Linked DNA regions of Mus musculus: region 2 is linked to region 1. The links are chromatin loops, found by intact Hi-C in ENCODE. Cell type or tissue: heart. All regions are shown on one strand. Each heading gives the region's core, and the rest is flanking DNA. Links, peaks and the distances in the headings are about the cores only. Region 1 has its middle 28 kb from the start of Mtrr. Region 2 has its middle 59 kb from the start of Urml.

Region 1 (10,784 bases), core at 1,768-9,767:
CCCACCACAAGCTGACGCACTATGCCCTGCACATTGGAGGACACTCAGCACAGGGTTGTGGTGTCTGACAGGTCAATAAGCTTGTTCCAAACGAGTCTGTGTGAGCTGGAACAGGTTTCATCACGCTCTGGGTGCACAACAGGGTGTCCACTTTTGCTCTACAGACATCTCTTTACACATCATACACCAACTGCCACATGCCACTGCTGTGTGTAGGATCCTAACACATGGCTGCATCACCTGAGGATGCTGTTATTCTCACTTATTCTACATTCTTCCATCTGGAACGTCTGGGCTTCACAGAGGGAACAAAGTCTTTCCTAGCTTTGATCATTCCTCATTACCATACCCAACTCTTCATGCGACTGAGACCCATAGACCTGTTGTGGAGAAGGCTGTCCTGGAGCTTCAGGCCATCCCAGGTCTTGCATCAAGGACTGCATGTAAAAGAGACAGACCACTGTGCCAGCTCTTATTGTTGGTGCCTTTATACCCATTCTTCCACATTCCCCCCACCTCTCTACATTCTCTGCCTTCATCTTGGAAGACATAAAGATGATAAGAACATGGATTAAAACATATAATAAGAATGTGCATTTGAACTCTGTCCCAACCCATACAAGAGCTGTTTAGGTCATCTTGTATCACTTCACTCAACATGGGTTGTAGTAACCACATTTCAGAAACCAAACACTCCAGAGGTGGGATGGCAAAGCTCATTCACGGTTCTCAAAAGGACTAAGGCAGAGTCTCAAAAGGACTACCAGCAGGCTAGGTGGCTGTTTGTATTGTAATTTTAAAGCAGACAACATGAACAATTTGACTCAATATTTATTGAATTAAAAACAACTCCAACCAATCCAATGAATTATTAATCACACCAGCAGGGGCCAACTGTATATTTTATCTCATATGGAATCCACTATATAAATATTTGGTATTGCTTAAGTCCATGGTGTCTCCACAGCACGGCTGCTCTTCAATTCCCCTTCAGTACCCTGAGCATCTTTGTGCACTGCCCTGTGGCAACAACCTCCCTCTGATCCCAGTTTTCCTATAATGTCAATGCTAGTTACAGTGAGAATCTAACTGAACAGCTTAGTGGAACATCCACTTAGGAACAGGGTGTTTAAATGTGCATTGTAAGGGTCAGAAGCATAGAAGACAGCCCAGAGGAAAGTGGGAAATCTTGAAGCGGTGGTTGCTCAAGTGACTGGTAACAGTTCGTCTTCATTCTGGCAGAGCCTGATTGAATTCTCACTGTCGAAGATTTTTTTAGAATTCAGAGCTCCTATCATTTAGGTAACAAAGCCCTCAGGGTCAATCAAAGTTCCAGGAGCTAGATGGTAAAGCCTTTTATGAGAACTCTTTTCTCACACAAGTATCTATACATAGTGGGAACTGGGTTAGGTAACTAACCATGATTCTAGACTGAAATAACAATCCTGAACAACACTGGGAATTCAATGATGAAGAGTTTCAATGTCAGTCTAAAGCCAGATTCCTATTGAAAACTGGCAAACTTCAACTGAGCCAGAAATAAATATAAGAGTTTGAACTATAATTGATACCACCTGACAGCAGGTTTCTCTCAGAGCCATTAAGTTACTTGGTGCAGCTTAAAAGTACTAGTCTCTCATTGTCCTCCTGCCAGCAATAGTAAACGCAAGGAATCAGAGTCCGTACTGAAATTAAAGTCATGGCAAGCGTTTCTGGACACTTTTAGCAGGAATCTTAGACATCGCCGCAAAGCAGAGTCTCTACAACAGAGGTCCTAGTGAGGATGGCAGATCAGATGTGTCGGTGTGTAAGTCACCACAGGAGGAGTGGGAGCACCCCAGCACATGTGGGCTGCAGTGGTGCAGTGGAAGGAGTACCCCACATTGTCACCCAGATTGAGGGGACTGAGAAATTGGCAGTAGTCATTTTCTTTATTCTGTGAATTACTATGGATAGAGTGTGAGCAGGGACTTCGAAAAACAATTGCAAAAGGAAGGAAGAAAGGGAGAGGAAGGGAGGGGAGGAGAAGAAAAGGGGGAGGAGAGGAGAGTAATATTGGAAGGGAGTAAGGAAGAGAAAAAGGGAAAGTGAAGAAGGAGGGGGAACGGAAATTAAAGAAGTAGAAGGAAGCAGAGGAGGAGGAGAAGGAGGAGGGGGAGGAGAAGGAGGAAGATGAGAAGGGGAGGAGGAGGAGGTGGGAGGAGGAGAAGGAGGAGGATGAGAAGGGGGAGGAGGAGAAGGAGGAGGAGAAGGAGGGGCAGGAGGGGAAGGCAGAGGAGAAGAAGGGGGAGGAGGACAAGGAGGAGGAGAAGTAGTGGGAGGAGGAGAAGGAGGAGGGAGAGGCGAAGGGGAGGAGGAGGAGGGGGGAGAAGGAGGAAGAAGAGAAGAAGGGAGAGGAGGAAAAGGAGGAGGAGGAGAAGGAGGAAGATGAGAAGGGGAAGGAGGAGAAGGGGGAGGAGGAGAAGGAGGAAGATGAGAAGGGGAAGGAGGAGAAGGGGGAGGAGGAGGAGGGGTAGTAGAAGAAGGGGAGGAGGAGAGGAAGGAGTAGAAGGAGGAGGAGGAGAAGGGTGAAGAGGAGAAGGAGGAGGAGAAGGAGGAGGAGAAGGAGGGGCAGGAGGAGAAGGGGGAGTAGGAGAAGGAGGAGAAGAAGGAGAGGAAGGAGTAGAAGGAGGAGGAGGAGAAGGGTGAAGAGGAGAAGGAGGAGGAGAAGGAGGAGGAGAAGGAGGGGCAGGAGGAGAAGGGGGAGGAGGAGAAGGAGGAGGAGAAGAAGGGGGAGGAGGGGAAGGAGGAGAAGAAGGGGAGGAGGAGAAGCAGGAGGAGGAGGAGCAGGGGGAGGAGAGAGGAGGAGAAAGAAGATGAAGAGGAGAAGAAGGAGGAGGAGGAGAAAGGGAGAGGAGGAGGAGGAGGAGAAACTGAAGAGAATTCTCTTGTCAGAGGAGACTGCCCACAGTTATCATCAATTCCACATCATGACCTGCCATGCTGCTCAGTTCCCTCCAGCCATGGTCATGAATTGCACACTGAATTTCCACTCTGTGCTCTATAGATTTTGTTTTAATAGATGTGTGTGTTGATGGGGATGGACGCTGGGCCTTGAAGTGTACTTGCCATGTATCCTGCCTCATTCAGAAGCATGGAGGGTCACGGAGCTCAGGCCTCGGTGGCACTGGAAACACTGAGAACAAAACTACAAAGACTTCAGGAATTCATTGAGGTGATCAGGGCCGACCGAGCAGAGTCGATGTTGGATGGACTTCTCTCTGAGACACAGATAAGGTTTTTCTTTCATTCTTCTAAAAGCAAGTTGTGTTGTTGGATCCCTGGGAGGAATGTGAAAGACATCACTTAGCAGATTATCCAGGGACTGACTAGAAAAACCGTCTCAGAGAAAATATATTTCTCCTTTATATCACCCCAAGTTACTCATCTGTCTTTAGTCTTATTTAGTTACTAAATTGGAAACCACGCATCTATTTTCTAAGTCTGTTTCTACACGTTCAGTTCACAAAAGAAGTATAGTAAATATCATAAAGGCAAAACCAAAATAACTCACAGAACGATTGATTTCAAACAGTGAGCCAGAGTCTGTCAGCCATGTTGTCTAATGGACTTCTGTCTAGATCTGACCCAAGTCATGTTGCAGAGAACGTTCTAAGAGAGCCTTTGCCTAAACCACTCTGAACATACATAATCTCAGCTGCTCTCAGAAGCTACAAAGGGAGGGTCTTCCCTGGTTAGCATCTCAATGAGTATAGTTCTGAGGGTTATGAATGCTTGGGGTTGATGTGATACCACCATTGTCCTCTGCCAGTGTGGCAACAACGTTTCTCTTAACCCAAGATGTTTCTGTTCCCAAAGAGTGTACTGAGATGAGCTAAGTGATCATCCAGAGGTCTGAAATAGCTGTGACCACACAGCTCTCCTGCTGAAATGACATTTGGACAGATCCTAATTCTGTTGTTCCAGAAAATCATTTGGAGCACATTTTAGAAATGCCAGGCAGAAAAAGCTTTTCACACCCTGAGACCCATTTTGAGGGACCACACATGGCGTGATTTAACTCACAGTGCTTCAAACCCTGCCTTTCACCTGAATCATGGGGAAGGCCGATGGATTCTAGATCTAAGCTTAATCAGACCCAAGGGGCAGAGGCAGACATAACTGGCAGAATTGCTAATGTGTAGGGGTGGATGGTACCAGCAGAACACAGAAGGCTACAAACATCCTCTGAATCATATGACATGCCGTTTCATATTTCATATGCCCAGTCTTGGTGTGTCACAGAGGACACTGGATGCAGAAGATACTCTTCGGGAATTCTGCATCCTCCATTATAGGCACAAAACCAGTAGCAGCTATTTTGTTGGAGATGGTATCTAAAACCCTTAAAGCATTATTTGGCTACGTTAGTCAACTCCACCACCCTCAGGCAAGCGATATATCCCCATACTCATGAAAAAGCTGAGGCACAGAGAAACTAAGCAGCTTACCCTGGCCGCTCAGTGAACAGCAGTTACAGGCTAGCTTGCTTCTACGACTTTTGCCCTGCCCATCCTACCCATCCTTTGTAGACACTTAGCAAGCACTTGAGAGCCTCGAGCTGTTAGCTGCATTATATAGATGACCTCATACAATTCCCATAGCAGTGTTGGAATGGTGACATCGTTATCTCCAGCTCATAGAAGAATAAATTCAGGTTTTTGGATTGAATAGATGGTCCCGCTTAAACTGACCCTGATTGTAAACCTGAAGCCTGATCCATTCTTTCATCCTAGGGACTTCGGGAACACAAAATGTCTGCTTTCAAAATTGGTACTTTAAGGGACCAGTGGTGAAAAATAAAAAACACTCCAGCTCATATCAGCATTGTGGAAAGCCACCTTATATTACCAAAATCTTTTGTGTGTGTGTGTGTGTGTGTGTGTGTGTGTGTGTGTGTGTGTGTGTGTGTGTGTGTGTGTGTGTGTTCTTGAGGTTGGGGGGAAAAGGCACACTGGACAACGAGGCAAAAGTTGTCCCAGGCTTCCATCTAGTGGTGTTTGTATGAAGTGCAACCTTGCTCCCAATTGCGCTGGCCTTGAAGCCAGTCCCTTGGAAGGTGAGACAAAGCTGGACGCTAGACATCTATTTAATCCTCACTTACTGCATTCGCCCTATTTATGATCTAGGCATCCAAGGTGATACACCACAGTTCCTCAGGCAACGTTAAGCCAGAAGCGGCTCATCACAGGAGGTCTCTCCTTTCCCTATGCCCAGATCCTTTTCTGTCAACACCAATAAGCCATTCTAGCAGTCCCCTGAGTCAGCTGCCTTTGTGGTCCATCTAGCTACTTTGTCACTGTCAATTAGTTACTATGATGGCCTCGGCTGGGTCATTTATAGCATTAGTTGTGCTGCTGTCGAGCAATGTGAGAGTCCAGGAGGATGAGTGTTTCAACATGGGACTGCTGCTGGTACCACTGGCAGCAGGCATAGATAAGCAGAGTAAGGAGAGCCAAGGATGTAACTATGTGCACCATACTGAACACTGCAGTATAGGGCCAAAGAATGCCAGCTCCTCCCATCATCTCTCTCCTCCAAACTTCAGTCTTTCCTATCTCTCCCTGAACAATTCTGCCCTGGGTACATAACAGGAAGTCACGAGGAGAGAGGTTCAGATTGGTTTCTAGCATTCAGAGAGGAGTTTATATGGATTGGTGCACGTCCGCTACATAGGGGCGAAGAGACTTTCTTATGGGACACCTGTGTCACCGGGGGACAGATTGCCTGTTGGCCATCAACAACGTTGTTGGAGTCAGAGCAGAGAGTATATCTCTGGAACATCAGAGTGTGGTGATGTACCAGAGGCTTGTACACACTGGCTCGTTCACTGCATGGCAAGACCATAAAAGATGTTCATAAACCTTGGGCATTTTCTGCTTTGTCATGGAGGCTGTGGTTGTGCCGCTCATTACCATTGCATAAAGTGTCCCGAAGATACTAGAACTGTGTTGTTCTTAATGAAGATGGATGAGGCAGTGAAGACAAACAAGCAAGGCTGGTCTATTTTAGCTGCCAGGATGTCCTTTGGTCCTGGTAAAACATACTCTCCACTGCGCTGATGGTGCATACTTTATGGCTGCGTATGGAAGGTGTACATTGGTCTCCATATGCAGATGTACCTCACCAGTCAGATGAATGATCCCTGCAGGTGCCTGGAGAGGCTTTAACCAGCCGACATCTTCATTCCATCTTTGTGTCACACGACTAAAAATAGCTAAGATGAAGGATCTCAGTAGGAGCAGAGTTTTTTAATACAGGGAGTGTTTTTTGTTTTTGTTTTTTCCTTTAATTTCATGCACTGTGGTTCTTTGCTAGCAATAAGATTTTCTTCTGAGATTGGCTAAAAGCTGGGATGCAGACTCTTATGTTTTATAAGGTGGCAGCGTGATGTGGTGGTAGGTGGATGGATCCATGCTGAGTGCCACCTCTCCTCCTCCCCAAGGTATCAGCCATACAACAGGTCTAGTATAAAATGAAGTTTATTTAGGATGTGGTATGGGGGTCTGGGGAAGGGAGTAGAGGTGAAGAAAGAAAAGGGACAGAGGAGAGGAGAGGAGAGGAGAGGAGAGGAGAGGAGAGGAGAGGAGAGGAGAGGAGAGGAGAGGAGAGGAGAGGAGAGGAGAGGAGAGGAGAGGAGGGGAGAGGAGAGAGCAGAGAAGAGGCCTGTGGAGGGACTAGGCAACTGTTGGGCAGAGCCTAGAGGAAATGCTACCACAGACCAAGCAGCTGGCTCTCATGGCAGAAATGGCAGTTCTGTGCAAAATTTGATGGATTTCTCAACGAACAAGACAATGCATTTCCATGTTCTCTTTCTAAGCATCCTAAAGTGTTGTCCTAGAAGACACCTGCAAGCTCTAAAGTAAGATCCATTCTGTCTTTCATACACCCAGGTTTGTGTCAACACCATGCCTAAAAGACCACGTGTCTGAGGGTGGTGGAGTTTCTGTATTCCTAACTCATATCTCCACAGCCTATGCAGCCACTTGCGCATCGGGCTCTGTCAGAGCAGAGGTACAGGATAGTGCTCCTTCCAAGTGTTCCTTCCAGACCCTGGAAGGGCTCCCACATTCTTGCTCAGACAAGGCATGTTGCCTGTGGCATGTCTGCAGCACTGATAGATTTTCACAGGACACGGAACGCAAGAACTGAAAAGCCCCAAGTCCTCATGTATTTGAACCACACAGAACTTAGTCTCTACGGAACAGACCCAGATACCAACTTCTCAGCACAAAGGAGATTTGGGACCCCCAGAGAGGCAAGCTGCAGGGAGGGGTGGCTGCAAAGCGGGGAGGCGGCAGCAGCAACAGCAGGAGTAAGGGCACAGCAAGTAAAGAAGCTAGATCAGGTGAGTTCAGGATGCAAGAGCAAAAGGAGTAGATTTTTAAGGGGGAGAAGGGGAGTCTGTGGTGGGATGAATTGGGAAATCCTGATTGGACATACTAGCCAAATAATAAATTTTGTTTATCAGACTTTGGCATTTTGTCTTAGGAATGAGTCTGTGGCGAAGTAAGGGAATGGACCTTGGGGGCTAGCTTTAGGAATGTAATGATTTGTAGCTAGGGCTCAGGAATGTAATTTTTTGTAGCAAGGGCAAGCTTCTCTTGGCCACATGGTCATGGTCCATCCTGCCTCACAGATGACCTTTCTCTCTCCATCTTTGTCACCTCTCCATATTCTCTCTGGAAACGCCTCACTCAATCACAAATCCCACCTTCCTCTCTCTCTCTCTCCCTATCTATCTTTTATCTATCTTCTATCTATTAATGTGAATGGTTATTTGGTTACAGGTATGTCTATGCACAATGGATGCACATGTTACCCACAGAGGTCAGAAGAGGGAATTGGAGCTCCTGGGACTGGAGAGCTTGTGAGCCTCCATGAGGGTGTTTAGAATCAAACCCCAGGTTCTCTGGAAGAACAAGCTGTGCTCCTAACCACTGAGCCATCACTCCAGCTCCAGAAGTTTCAGTGGTCACTAATCTTGTCTGACATAGCATGGGGACTATAAACCAGAGTGGAAACTGAAAGCAAGCATTTGTTGGTGTAAAGCACAGGTTTGTTATACATGGGGAAGACCAACTTTTGTCTTAGTTAGGGTTGTACTGCTGTGAATAGACACCATGACCAAGGCAAGTCTTATAAAAAACAACATTTAATTGGGGCTGGTTTACAGGTTCAGAGGTTCAGTCCATTATCATCAAGGTGGGAGCATGGGAATATCCAGGCAGGCATGGCACAGGCAGAGCTTAGAGTTCTACATCTTCATCCAAAGGCTGCTAGTGGAAGACTGACTTCCAGGCAACTAGGGTGAGGATGTTAAGACCACACCCACAGTGACACACCTACTCCGATCTGGTCACACCCATTCCAACAAGGCCACACCTCCAAATGGTGCCACTCCCTGGTCCAAGAATATACAAACCATAACAGGTTCCAAGAAATCCTACTTTATACCTTGACTGTGATTTATAGAAAAAATATATAATATGCACGAAACAAAACATACCAAAATGTATGAGACTGTAATTAAAAGGAGTAGTGGTTTCTATGTGTGTCTTGCTGAATGCCAGGGGCTGTCAAGTAATTTTTACAAATTAACTCATTTAGCATTACATATCAACCGTGAAGCAGTGTGGTGGTTTGTATATGAGAAGCCCAGGGAGTGGCACTATTAGGAGGTGTGGCCCTGTTGGAATAGGTGTGTCATTGTGGGTGTGGGCTTTAAGACCTTCATCCTAGCTGCCTGGAGACTAAGATTCTGCTAGCAGCCTTCAGATAAAGATATAGAACTCTCAGCTCGTCCTGTACCATGTCTGCCTGGATGCTGCCAAGCTCCTGCCTTGATGATAATGGACTGAAACTCTGAACCTGTAAGCCAGCCCAAATTAAATGGTGTCTTTACAAAAGTTGCCTTGGCTATGGTGTCTGTTCACAGCAGTAATATCCTAACTAAGGCAGGCAGATACACTCACTATTTAACAGCCTGGAACTCAATGAGGTTAAGCTACTTGTCCAAGGGTAGGAGCTGGGTATGAAAAGCAGGTCTTGAACGTGCAGCTTGGCATATTAGCCAAGCTTTTAACTGCTATGCTTAGAGAGCTCTCTGCCGTTTCACGTTCCTGACTTCAACCCTTCTGTAATTCCATTTACACCACAGTGCTTTTTAACTATATCCTGAAGCAGAATTGCTTCACCAACATCAAAAACCAGGGAAGGAAGCAGGGAAGAAGGGGGAAGCAAGCTCATGTGTTTATAAGTGGGAATACAGAAAACACTTAAATAGATGGGTAAAAGATAAAGCTATTGACAGATACTAGGCTGGTAAGTAGATGATAGATGACGATAGGTAGGCAAATAGATAACAGATAGATGACAGGCAGGTTGAAGGATGATAAGCAAACAGCTCACTCACAGTACACTGCGAGTCTAAAGATAATTTAGCTGTAAGAAGCACTGTGGTTATGGAACTTAAGGTCTAAATTTATTAGCATCGGCATTCTCAATATTTCAGTTTGTCCACTGAAGTGAGTGAGACAAGATTAAAAGGAAATGCAATCCTTTGGTGAGAGCAATTCTGAAATTTTTTTATTAAAGTTGAGTCATATTCAGTGAAACATTCCTGGAGCTAAGGACCAGGGTTTGCACTGGGGAAGATATTAAGCCAGGTGTGTCACATGGGGGTGAGGATGACACTGAGGCCAGGAAGTCCTAGGCTTAAAGCACGGGGGGAGGGGGTAGACACAGAAATGTAAAGTGAATGCCCCGAAATCCATTCAGGAAATCCAGGTTTTACTCTTATTTAAGGTTCTTTATGTTGCAAGTTATAAATTTATAGTCATAAGCAGGTATTCAAAAATCCAACCCTCCATTTGGCTGTAAGTTCCTTAAGGGGTTGGTAAGCCACACGTCTTAGTATTCCCATTGCTGTGAAGACACACCAAGACCGCAATAACTCATAAAAGACAAGATTTCATTGGGGCTGGCTTACAGTTTCAGGGACTTAGTCATGGCGGGTAGCATAGCAGTGTGCTGGCAGACATGATGCTGGAGAAGTTGCTATGCTACATTTTGATCCACATGCAGCAGGAGACTATATGCCACACTGGGCAGAGGTGGCTTGTGCATGGGAGACCTCAAAGCCTACCCCTACAGTGACACACTTCCCCCAGCAAGGCCACTCCTCCTAGTAGTACCACTCCTTATGGGCCTATGGGGACTGACTAATGACATTCAAACTATCACATCATGTTTATTTGTAACCTGCCTGGCACCAAATGTGAACAGTTTTTTCCTCAATTGTCAATTTTCCAGACAATTGGGAATACTAAGACGTGTGGCTTACCAACCCCTTAAGGAACTTACAGCCAAATGGAGGGTTGGATTTTTGAATACCTGCTTATGACTATAAATTTATGACTTGCAACATAAAGAACCTTAAATAAGAGTAAAACCTGGATTTCCTGAATGGATTTCGGGGCATTCATTTTACATTTCTGTGTCTACCCCCCTCCCCCCGTGCTTTAAGCCTAGGACTTCCTGGCCTCAGTGTCGTCCTCACCCCCATGTGACACACCTGGCTTAATATCTTCCCCAGTGCAAACCCTGGTCCTTAGCTCGAGGAATGTTTCACTGAATATGACTCAACTTTAACAAAAAAATTTCAAAATTGCTCTCACCAAAACAATGCCCTACAGTTCAATTACAGTTTGACTCTGATCAGAAATAATGTGGGGGCTGGAGAG
Region 2 (10,784 bases), core at 832-8,831, 380 kb before region 1:
ATATTTGTGTGGTGGTGGGCCGAGTATGGTGATTGTACCCATGCTCAGGGACAGTTCGTTATTCTTTACAGCATGGTCTGCATTTGCTGTCACGTTTTTTTCTTTTAGCCATTCTGACTGGTGTGAGGTGGATTTGAAAGATCCTGACAGAATGTAAAAGGTCACAGACGCCCTGAAATTGGCAAAAATAGATTTCATTGTTAGCAGAAATAGCTTCAATGATTTAGAAATATAGAGGTGCACAATGCTCTGCCCACTCCTTGAACCTGCGTGTCTGCCAATGTTTTGACTGTTCCTTGAACCTAGGTGTGTGCCCTCTACTGCACCTCATTGGCAGATGTTTGTGATATTGGTTGCTGGGAAAGCGTAGACAAATCTCCCCAGCAACCACAGCTGGGCCAATCCTGAGTTGCTACACCTGCACCAGACTCTTTCCTTGTTTCCCTCCTATACCCATTTCTTGAGAATAGACTCCCGGAGTCTTTCATTTGGGGGCTCCTCCTGGGATTGGTGTGACCACCCACTTCTCCGAAGACCCACTTGGTGGTGAAATTTTTTGTCTAAAAATATTTCTGTGACCCAGCGAGGTTCAGTTCTGAAATTTGCAGCCGCAACATTTCTTGAGAAATGGAGACTTTTTCCTTGGAATAAGGCAATGAGTGTGAACAGTAGATGTGCTGGATTCAAGGGCTGCTGTGCGGGACCCTCTGCGTGAGGGGAAGGACTCCAGGAGTCCTTCTGGAGCGGGGAGTGCACTTACCAGACCTTCTGCATTTCTGAGTTGGTTTTGTCTGACCATTAGAAAACTGGCATCTGTCAGTGTGTGTATGTGTGTTTTCTGTGTTTGTTTCGTGTTTTACATGGTGTAAATGATGGGGCAGACTGTAACGCCCCCGCTAAGTTTGACTTTAGACCACTGCACTGAAGTTAGATCAAGGGCCTATAATCTTTAATTAGAAATTATGAAGGGTCCATGGCAGACATTTTGTGCCTCCGAGTGGCCGACTTTTCATGTAAAATGGTCACTGAAAGGGACTTTTGGTTTGACTCTTATCTTTGAAGTTAAAGCCATTGTTTTTCAGAGAGGACCTGGGTCCCACCTGGATCAACAGCCTTACCTCGTCCAGAATTCACTGCCATAAATCAAATTATAGTTTCCCTGTGCATCTCAGAGCCCTCCTCCACGCTGCTCCCATGTGTGCGGGTGGGTCAGCACTGTGCCCTCTCTTTCTGCCCTAAGAAGCAGTAAGAAGCAGTAAGGGGCAGTGGCAGTGAGGACCCTGCCTGAACCAGCACACTTTTTGGCCTGGTGATGAGAAGGCATGGGGCTCCTTCTCCAGCTGCTCCCACTCCGCTGGCAAACTGCAGCCCTGAGCCTGAACAGAACTGAAACCATAGGCTCCACCTGAAACAGAGCCTCCTCTTCAACCCACAGGTCCCCCCAAGATCTATTCTGAAATTGAAGGGCCTCCTGAGTGGCCAGAGTCCCCTCCCACTCTGTCCTATTTTCTGCCTCCATAGGTCCTTGCTCCTGGCTCTGGGATTGCTGGTGGCAGTTGGTGGATCAAGGACTGATGGCTGGGACCCAGAGCCAACAAACCCAGAGTCCCCCAGCAGATGGAGCTCCTGACACCACTTCTGCCTTTTCCTTTGAGAGCACTAGGTGACCTGCCCACAGACCCTCAGTCTCTGCAGACCCTCCAATATTAGTCTTTTGTCATCAGCTGATCTGTATAATTGGAACGCTGGGTTCCCTCTGGACTGGGCAGATTAGAACTACAAGATGGCTCAAGGTAGGGAGAGGTTGTCAGGTTACCAGCTGGGCTCTCTTCTAAAGGGAGCTATGAGCCGCCACACCAATTTGCCTCAGGTAAGAGAAGTAATGCAGGGCCCTACAGAGCCCCTGTCTGTTTTTCTAGAAAGATTGATAGAAGCTTATAGATACTATACTCCTTTTAACCCGACCTCTGAGGGTCAACAAGCCGCGGTTGCTACAGCTTTCAAAGATTACATGCCATGGCTTTACAAGATTTAGTCAGGGAGATAGAAAAGGTGTATCACAAGAGAGGGAGAATAAGAGGGAAAGAAGATAGGAGAGGAATTTAAGAAGAATTTTGGCCACAGTACTAGGGGAACGTGAAGGAAGGAACAGGCCAGAGAATAGACAGATAGGGTACCTGGGCAACAAGGAACCCAGACCTGAAGGAAGAAGATCTGTCCAGAAGATTTTAGAGAAGGACCAATGTGTCTATTGCAAGGACAAAGGACATTGGGCACGGGAATGCCCAAAGAAGAAGGGAAGGGCCCCTAAGGTCCTGAATCTGAAAGATGATGAATAGGGGAAATGGGGCTCGGACCCCTTCCCCGAGCCTAGGGTAAACCTGATTGTGGGGGGGATCCCATGGACTTTTTAATTGACACAGGGGCAGAGCATTCTGTGTTGAAGCATTCACTGGGAAAATTAAAAAATAAAAGAACCACAGTGATTGGAGCCACTGGTCAGAAACAATACCCCTGGACCACTGCACGCACTGTAGATCTGGGGGAAGGCCAAGTGAGTCATTCCTTCTTGGTCATTCCTGAGTGTCCCACACCTCTTCTAGGAAGACATCTTCTGCCTAAATTAAAGGCCCAGATTAGATTTACCCAAAAAGGGCTGAGAGTAAGTTGGAAATCTCCCACCTCCGTAGTCTTAGTCCTGCAGCTTGAGGAAGAATACAGATTGCATGAAGGCATAAAGCAAACGGAGGTACCAGACCTAAAAGACTGGTTGACTGCTTTCCCTAGAGCATGGGCAGAGATTGAAGGCATGAGAATGGTTGTCAGAGTTCCCCCTGTGGTTGCGGAATGAAAATGGATGCAACCCCTATAGGAGTGCGACAATACCCAATGAGTTGTGAAACAAGAGATGGAATTAGGCCACATATTCAGAGACTATTACAATTAGTTATTTTGGTAGCTTGGCAATCACCCTGGAATACTCCTCTACTGCTGGTAAAGAAACCTGGCACGAGTGACTATCGACCAGTCCAAGACCTGAGAGAGGTCAATAAGAGGGTCCAAGATATTCACCCAACTGTTCCTAATCTCTATAACCTCCTCAGCTCACTCCCTCCGCAGCGAAAATGGTACACAGTACTTGATTTAAAAGATGCTTTCTTTTGCCTGAAGTCACATCCCTCCAGCCAGCCCATATTCGCCTTTGAGTGGAGAGATTCTGATACTGGACAAACGGGACAATTGACCTGGACATGGTTACCGCAGGGGTTCAAAACTCCCCCACCTTTTTTGATAAGGCTCTACATCGAGATTTAGCCTCCTTTCAAGCTGAAAACTCCCAGATAACTCTGCTTCAATATGTTGATAACTTGCTCCTTGCTGTAACCACGGAGAGAGAATGCTGTCAGGGAACCAAGAGATTGCTAGCAAAAGTGGCATTATCCGCCAGCACCCAGACAGATGGATGACAAATGCCCAGATGACTCACTACCAGAGTCTGCTGTTTACTGAATGGGTCGTGTTTGCTCCTCCTGCTATTCTCAACACTGCTACCTCCCTGCCTTAAACGGACGATTCCTCACCCGTTCACTGCTGTGCAGACATTCTTGCGGAGGAAACTGGGATTTGAAGTGATTGACGTGACCAGCCATGGCCAGGTGTTCCAAACTGGTACACAGATGGACGCAGTTTCCTAGTGTAAGGTAAGAGGATGGCAGGGGTGGCGGTGGTAGATGGTAAGCACGTCGTGTAGGCTGGCAGCCTGCCAGAAGTTATGTCAGCACAAAAATAGCTGAATTAATTGCCCTGACCCAGGCCCTTCGGATGGCTGAGGGCAATCCATCAACATTTACAGCGATAGCTGAAATGCTTTTGCTACAGCCCACGTCCTCAGTGCCATCTATAGAGAAAGACGGTTGCTGACATCACCAGGCAAGGACATAAAAAATAAAGAGGAGATTCTGAGCCTCCTTGAGGCTATTCACCTGCCTGCCAAAGTTGTCATTATACATTGTCCTGGACATCAAAAAGGACATGATGTTGTGACAAGAAGGAATAACATGAGCCGGGCGTGGTGGCGCACGCCTTTAATCCCAGCACTCGGGAGGCAGAGGCAGGCGGATTTCTGAGTTTGAGGCCAGCCTGGTCTACAAAGTGAGTGCCAGGACAGCCAGGACTATATACAGAGAAACCCTGTCTCAAAAAAACAAAACAATACAAAAAAACAAAACAAAAAAAAAACAACAAAAGGAATAACATGGCTGATGTTAAAGCTAAACAGGCTGCACTCAGCCCTAAGATACTGCCCTTCAGGACAATACAGATAGAATCTCTCCAGAAAGTTGCTCTGCCAGAACTGGAACTGTGCAGCCAGAGTTTTGAGTATACCTACTCCTGAAGGTATGAAACTAATGTACAATTTAGGGTTTACTGCAGAAAATTCACAGGGCCAACGAGCAGCCAGTAATGGTAAAATAATATTACCACAAAAAGAAGAGAAAAGATTTATTGAAAATATACATCGGCTGTCCAACCTGGGAGTCAAACACCTGTAAATGCTGGTCAAAGCATCTGCTTTTTATGTTTTAAGACTCTCTGATGTTGCAGAAGCAGTAGTTAAGAGCTGTGTACCATGTGCCATGACTAATGCAGGACATTCAAGTTATCCTCTAGGGAGAAGACTACAAGGAGATCACCCTGAAGCCTATTAGGAGTAGATTTTACTGAAATAAAGCCAGCTAAGTATGGTAATAACTATCTTTTAGTTTTTATAGATACCTTTTCAGGATGGGTGGAGCCCTACCCAAGAAAAAAGAAACTGCCAATATTGTGGTTAAGAAAATCCTAGAAGAAAAATTTCCACGGTTTGGAATACCTAAGGTAATAGGGTCTGACAACGGACATGCCTTTGTTGCCCAGGTAAGTCAGGGACTGGCCATCAAACTGGGGATTGATTGGAAATTACATTGTGCTTATAGACCCCAGAGTTCACGACAGGTAGAAAGGATGAATAGAACTCTAAAGGAGACCTTGAGTAAATTGACCTTAGAGACCGGCGAAAATTACTGGACAGCCCTCCTTCCCTTTGCCTTGTTCCCTGTTAAGAACACACTGGGGAAATTTAAGCTCACTCCATATGAAATTCTGCATGGGGGGCCTCCCCCACTCACTGAAGTAGAGAGAGCTTTAGATCCTTTAAAATTAAACCCTGGTCCTTCATTGTTTACACGCATGAAAGTCCTAGAAGTGGTCAGAAACACCTCCTGGAAGCAGCTCAAATAGGCCTACTAACCACGAGTCTTGATGATACCACACCAGTTCCAAGTAGGAGATGCAGTTCTCATCTGAAGACATCGAGCTGAGAATCTACCTTGTTAGAAAGGCCCTTGCATCATGCTGCTGACCACCCCTACTGCTATCAAAGTAGAAGACATCTCAGCTTAGATTCATGCCTTTCATGTAAAGCGAGCTCCTGAAGAATAAATCCCCTTGGTTGACTACCCTCATTTCTACTCTGATAGACACTCTAATAATTTTGCTCTTTCTGCTGATGTGTGGCCCGATAGTTCTTAATAAATTGGTGACCTTTATTAGAGAGAAAATTGGTGCCATCCAGCTGTTAGTACTAAGACAACAATACCAGTCTCTGCAGAACCTTAAAGAAGAGATTGCAGTTTAGTTCTAGATTAGAACTAGTAACTAGAAGAAGTGGGGAATCACAGATCCTGACAAGATGTAAAAGGTCAGAGAAGCCCTGAAATTTGCAAGATAGGTGTCACTGTTGGCAGAACTAACTTTACTGATTTAGAAAAATAGAGGTGCACAATGCTCTGGCCACTCCTTCAAACTGTGTCTGCCAATGTTTTTTTTTTTTTTTTAATTTTAACTTTTTAAATTATTCACTTTATGTCCAGCTCCCTGCTCCCCTCCCAGTCACCCCTCCCACAATCCTTCCCTTCTCCCCTCTCCCTTTCTCCTCTGAATGGGTGGGGGACCCCTGGTGTATTTCCCCCCACCCTGGCACTTCAAGTCTCTGTGAGGCTAGGCACTTTCTCTCCCACTGAGGCCAGACAAGGCAGTTCAGGTAGAACATAGCCCACATACAGGCAACAGCATTTGGAATACCCCCCCCCCACACACACACCTCCAGTTGTTCAGGACCCACATGAAGACCAAGCTGCACATCTGCTACGTATGTGTGGGGAGGCCTAGGGCCAGCCCATGTATATGTATGCTCTTTGGTTTGTGGTTCAGACTCTGAGAGCCTCAAGAGTCCAGGTTAGTTGACTCTGTTGGTCTTCCTATAGAGTTCCTATCCCCTTATGGACCATAATCCTTCTTCCTACTCTTCCATAAGAGTCCCCAGGCTCCATCCACTGTTTGGCTGTGCACACTTTTTTTTTAAAGAGCAACAATGCAACAATGATGTTGTCAATCACTTTGTCCCAACTGATGCCAACAGTGCCATCAGTAACTTCTTGTCTGTATACTAATCCACACACTTTAATTTCAGTAGAGGATTCTAGGATCATGCTCAAGGCTACCAAGACTCAGTTTCTGTTTTCAGTCTGTTTCCCCAAGTGTAAAAAGGCCCTTTTCTCTTTTTTTTCTGTAATTTTTCTTTTTCTTTTTTTTTCATTTTTTATTAGGTATTTAACTCATTTACATTTCAAATGCTATACCAAAAGTTCCCCATACCCACCCACCCCCACTCCCCTACCCACCCACTCCCCCTTTTTGGCCCTGGCGTTACTCTGTACTGGGACATATAAAGTTTGCAAGTCCAATGGGCCTCTCTTTGCAGTGATGGCCGACTAGGCTATCTTTTGATACATATGCAGCTAGAGACAAGAGCTCCGGGGTACTGCTTAGTTCATATTGTTGTTCCACCTATAGGGTTGCAGTTCCCTTTAGTTCCTTGAGTGCTTTCTCTAGTTCCTCCATTGGGGGCCCTGTGGTCCATTCAATAGCTGACTGTGAGCATCCACATCTGTGTTTGCTAGGCCCTGGCATAGTCTCACAAGAGACAGCTATATCTGGGTCCTTTCAGCAAAATCTTGCTAGTGTATGCAATGGTGTCAGTGTTTGGAAGCTGATCATGGGATGGATCTCTGGATATGGCAATCACTAGATGGTCCATCCTTTCGTCACACTTCCAAATTTTGTCTCTGTAACTCCTTCCATGGGTGTTTTGTTTCCTATTCTAAGAAGGGGCAAAGTGTCCACACTTTGGTCTTCGTTCTCTTGAGTTTAATGTTTTTAGAAAATTATATCTTATATCTTGGGTATCCTAAGTTTCTGGGCTAATATCCACTTATCAGTGAATACATATTGTGAGAGTTCCTTTGTGATTGGGTTACCTCACTCAGGATGATGCCCTCCAAGTCCATCCATTTGGCTAGGAATTTTATAAATTCATTCTTTTTAATAGCTGAGTAGTACTCCATTGTGTAAATGTACCACATTTTCTGACACAATGGAAAAGGTCACAGAAGCCCTGAAATTGGCAAGATAGGTGTCACTGGTAGCAGAACTAACTTCACTGATTTAGAAAAATAGAGGTGCACAATGCTCTGGCCACTACTTCAAATTGTGTGTCTGCCAATGTTTTGACCAATCCTTGAACCCATGTGTGTGCCCACTGATGAAGCCCATTGTCAGGTGTTTGTGATATTGATGGCTAAGAAAGAGTCAGAAAATCTCCCCAGCAACCACAGCCCGTCCAGTCCTGAGTTGCTACACCTGCACCAGACTCTTTCCTTGTATCCCTCCCATAACCATTTCTTGAGAATAGACATTGTTTAGATCTGGAAATCCCCTACTTCCCCCTTCTACTTCCTGTCCTGAGGGACTATAAAAACTGGGACCTCTTTCCCCTCGAGGTTGACTCCTCTACCCCTGCATGGGATATGAGTCGTCCCCAGAGCTCTGGCTTTCCCCGAATAAAGCCTCATGTGGTTTGCATCAAGCTTGGTCTATTGTTAATTCTTGGGTGTCCGCTATTGTCCTGAGGCTCCTTGGAGTCTTTCAGAATGACTTACAGTTTGTAGTCCAACTCACCCTACAATGGGCAGCTGTGAATGGGTCCAGAAATCTAATAGGTGCACAGTTCCATGCAACTAGTTGTTTCAGCAGGTGTTCTGTATAGGCTGGGATCCTGAAGAGGTAGGTTCCAACAGATGTGCTGGCAAGTAAATGCAAGCAGGCAAAGAAAACTGAGTCTTTTTTTCTACCAATATTTTTATACAAGCCTCCAACAGATGGTGTGACTCAGATTAAAGGTGTGTACTACCATGCCTGGGTCTGGAACATGATTTGTCCTAGGATGAGCTTGAACTCAGAATTCTACTTGCCTGAGCATCATGGGATTAAAGGCATGTACTACCTTGCCTGAGCCTAAGATTTGTACGGCCTTTAAGCCTAAAATTTCTTTGTCAAGATCCCGTTAAGAAGCCTGTGTCTTCCAGCCTCAAGATCTGGATCACAGGTGTGACCTCCATTTCTGGATTGTTGTTCATTCCTGAATTGGTCACATTGTCAACCAGGAATAGCTGTCACAATCAGTTTTACAGTCATGCTTTTACAGGACCTGCTCTCAATGCTTCATTTGGAAGAATTTTCTTAAAGGTTTAGTGGCTTAAGCATACCCATCTATCATATCCTAGTAACGGGCCACTGCTATGTGCTCAATGTTTTAACTCTTCTCCTTTCTTTCACCATGGGGCATATGCAGGCATTCTCTCTTGCATATCACAGGCACCTCACGAAGAAGAGGCATGGTGACAAGCACAGTGTGCCTTGTCTCAGACTAGAGGGGCCCTGACTGCATCCCACTGCATCAGTGAACAAACCACAGACTGTGTTGCTAGACAGCAACTTCCAACATCTAACCACACAGACTTAGATGCCACAGATTTTAGAAATATGTGTATATCAAGGAAATTCAAACCTATGTTTGGACATTACATTTTTGATGTCTGTCATGTTATGATTTTTTTCATGGGTAAAATAGTTGATATAAATAATTGAAGAGCTTTATCTGTACAGAATAAACAGGGACAAAAATTGCCTTCGAGCCAGGCTTAGTGGTGCATGCCTTTAATCCCAGCACTTGGGAGGCAGAGGCATTCACATGTCTGAGTTTAAGGCCAGCGTGGTCTACAGAGTGAGTTCCAGTACTTCCAGGGATGCACAGAGAAACATTGTCTGGAAAAACAAAACAAAACAAAACAAAACAAAACAAAACAAAACAAATATTGCCTTTGAGACTCTGTTCTAAGAGCCATTTATCATCTTTGATTGTGCGAGATATGCTTCCCTTTTTCTCTTTCAAACCTAAGCTTACAGGCCGTAGATTTTGCAAACTGTGGGATAATGATAAGAACTGTGGGACCCACAGATTTGCATTCCTCAGTCATGCGCAGCATCTTCATGTTTTCCAATCATAGGAAATTTAAGGTAGTAGATGCAAACACCTGGTTTTAACTTTTTAAAAATACTTGCTAGATTGTATTTAGTATGCATGTATCTCTCTGACTCAGTGTATTTGTTTGTGTGTGTGTGTCTGTCTGTCTTTCTGTCTATCTGTCTGTCATCTGCACACATGAATAAATGCCACAACCAGAGAACAACTTGTAGGAGTCAGTTCTCTCTCTCTGCCATGTGAGTCTTGGGGATCAAAGCAGTTTGTCAGGCTTGTCATCAAATGTCTTTATTTGCTAGGTGACTTTGGTGACCCTCATTTTAACATCTTCACTAGACAAAGACATCTTCTTTTCCAAGTTAGGAATCACCAGTTGTGATGGTCTGAATGAAAATGGCTCCTATAGGCCAATACATTTGCCTTTTAATCATTTTAAAAAGGATTGGAAGAAGGCTGGAGAGATGGCTCAGCAGTTAAGAGCACTGACTGTTCTTCCAGAGGTCCTAAGTTCAATTCCCAGCAACCACAGGGTGGCTCAGAGTCATCTGTAGTGAGATCTGATGCCCTCTTTTGGTGTTACTGGAAGCTGCCACAGTGTACTCATATATATGAAATTAGTAAGAATTTAAAAACAATTAGAGGAGTGTCCTTATTGAAGGGGGTTTCAAGAGCTCACAGCAGGCCCAGTCTCTCTGGGTCTCTGCATCCGGATAATATGTAGTCTCTCTGGGGACTGTTGTACCACATGCCTGTCTGCCTGATGCCTTGCTCCCCCTACCGTGATTGCATGTACTAACCCACCAATGGTATAAGACAGCTGAAAATCAAGTGCTTTCTTGTACAAGTTGCATTGGTCTTGGTATCTCTTCACAGCACTAGGAAAGTAACTAAGTTGCCAATGCGTTCACTTGGCCCTGGCCTGGTTAATAAATTTAGTACTAAACTCTGGTTGTCTTTGGAGACCATTGAGTGTCCCCTCTCAGTCCAATCTTGGGTAGCTAGGGAAGGTGTAGCAAAGGCAATGTCTACATCAGCATTTCTGAAGGGCCAGGGCTTCGGGCCTTTGGAAAGAGATCACATGAGCAGCTTTGCTCACACTTGGAATATCTATGAGTCTGATAATGAAGCTGTGACAATATCTCCTAAATATGGGAGAGCCATAGTATGTCTGCCTGCATCTCCCAGGAGCACAGACAACTAGTTTGGAAAGCTAGGCCCCCACAAGTATTGCGGGGCTTTCTGGGGACCCAGTTTAGGTTCAGTAATAAAGACACAGAGACATCTGTATAGTAGAAGTCTGTTGTCCTGTTTGCTGGGGCAGCAGCTCAGCTAGATTTCAACTTAACCCTTCTTCTGCTGTTGT

The links. A loop is a pair of places that touch in the nucleus more often than their neighbours do. Peaks named below come from ENCODE experiments on the same cell type or tissue, not always from the same donor. Only the 100,000 strongest peaks of a DNase experiment are listed, where the experiment ranks them.
Region 2: it touches region 1 in a loop (6-fold over the local background); 4 of 42 quality-filtered maps call a loop at or near these places.

The regions. Positions count from the first base shown.
Region 1 is chr13:68,548,562-68,559,345 of GRCm38, forward strand. No RefSeq gene overlaps it. Among named protein-coding and RNA genes, the nearest start is that of Mtrr, 28 kb to the right of the region's middle. In heart, for the core only: a CTCF peak has its summit at 5,060 (motif pointing left); no DNase peak of the experiment used is centred there.
Region 2 is chr13:68,170,198-68,180,981 of GRCm38, forward strand. No RefSeq gene overlaps it. Among named protein-coding and RNA genes, the nearest start is that of Urml, 59 kb to the right of the region's middle. In heart, for the core only: no CTCF peak of the experiment used is centred there; no DNase peak of the experiment used is centred there.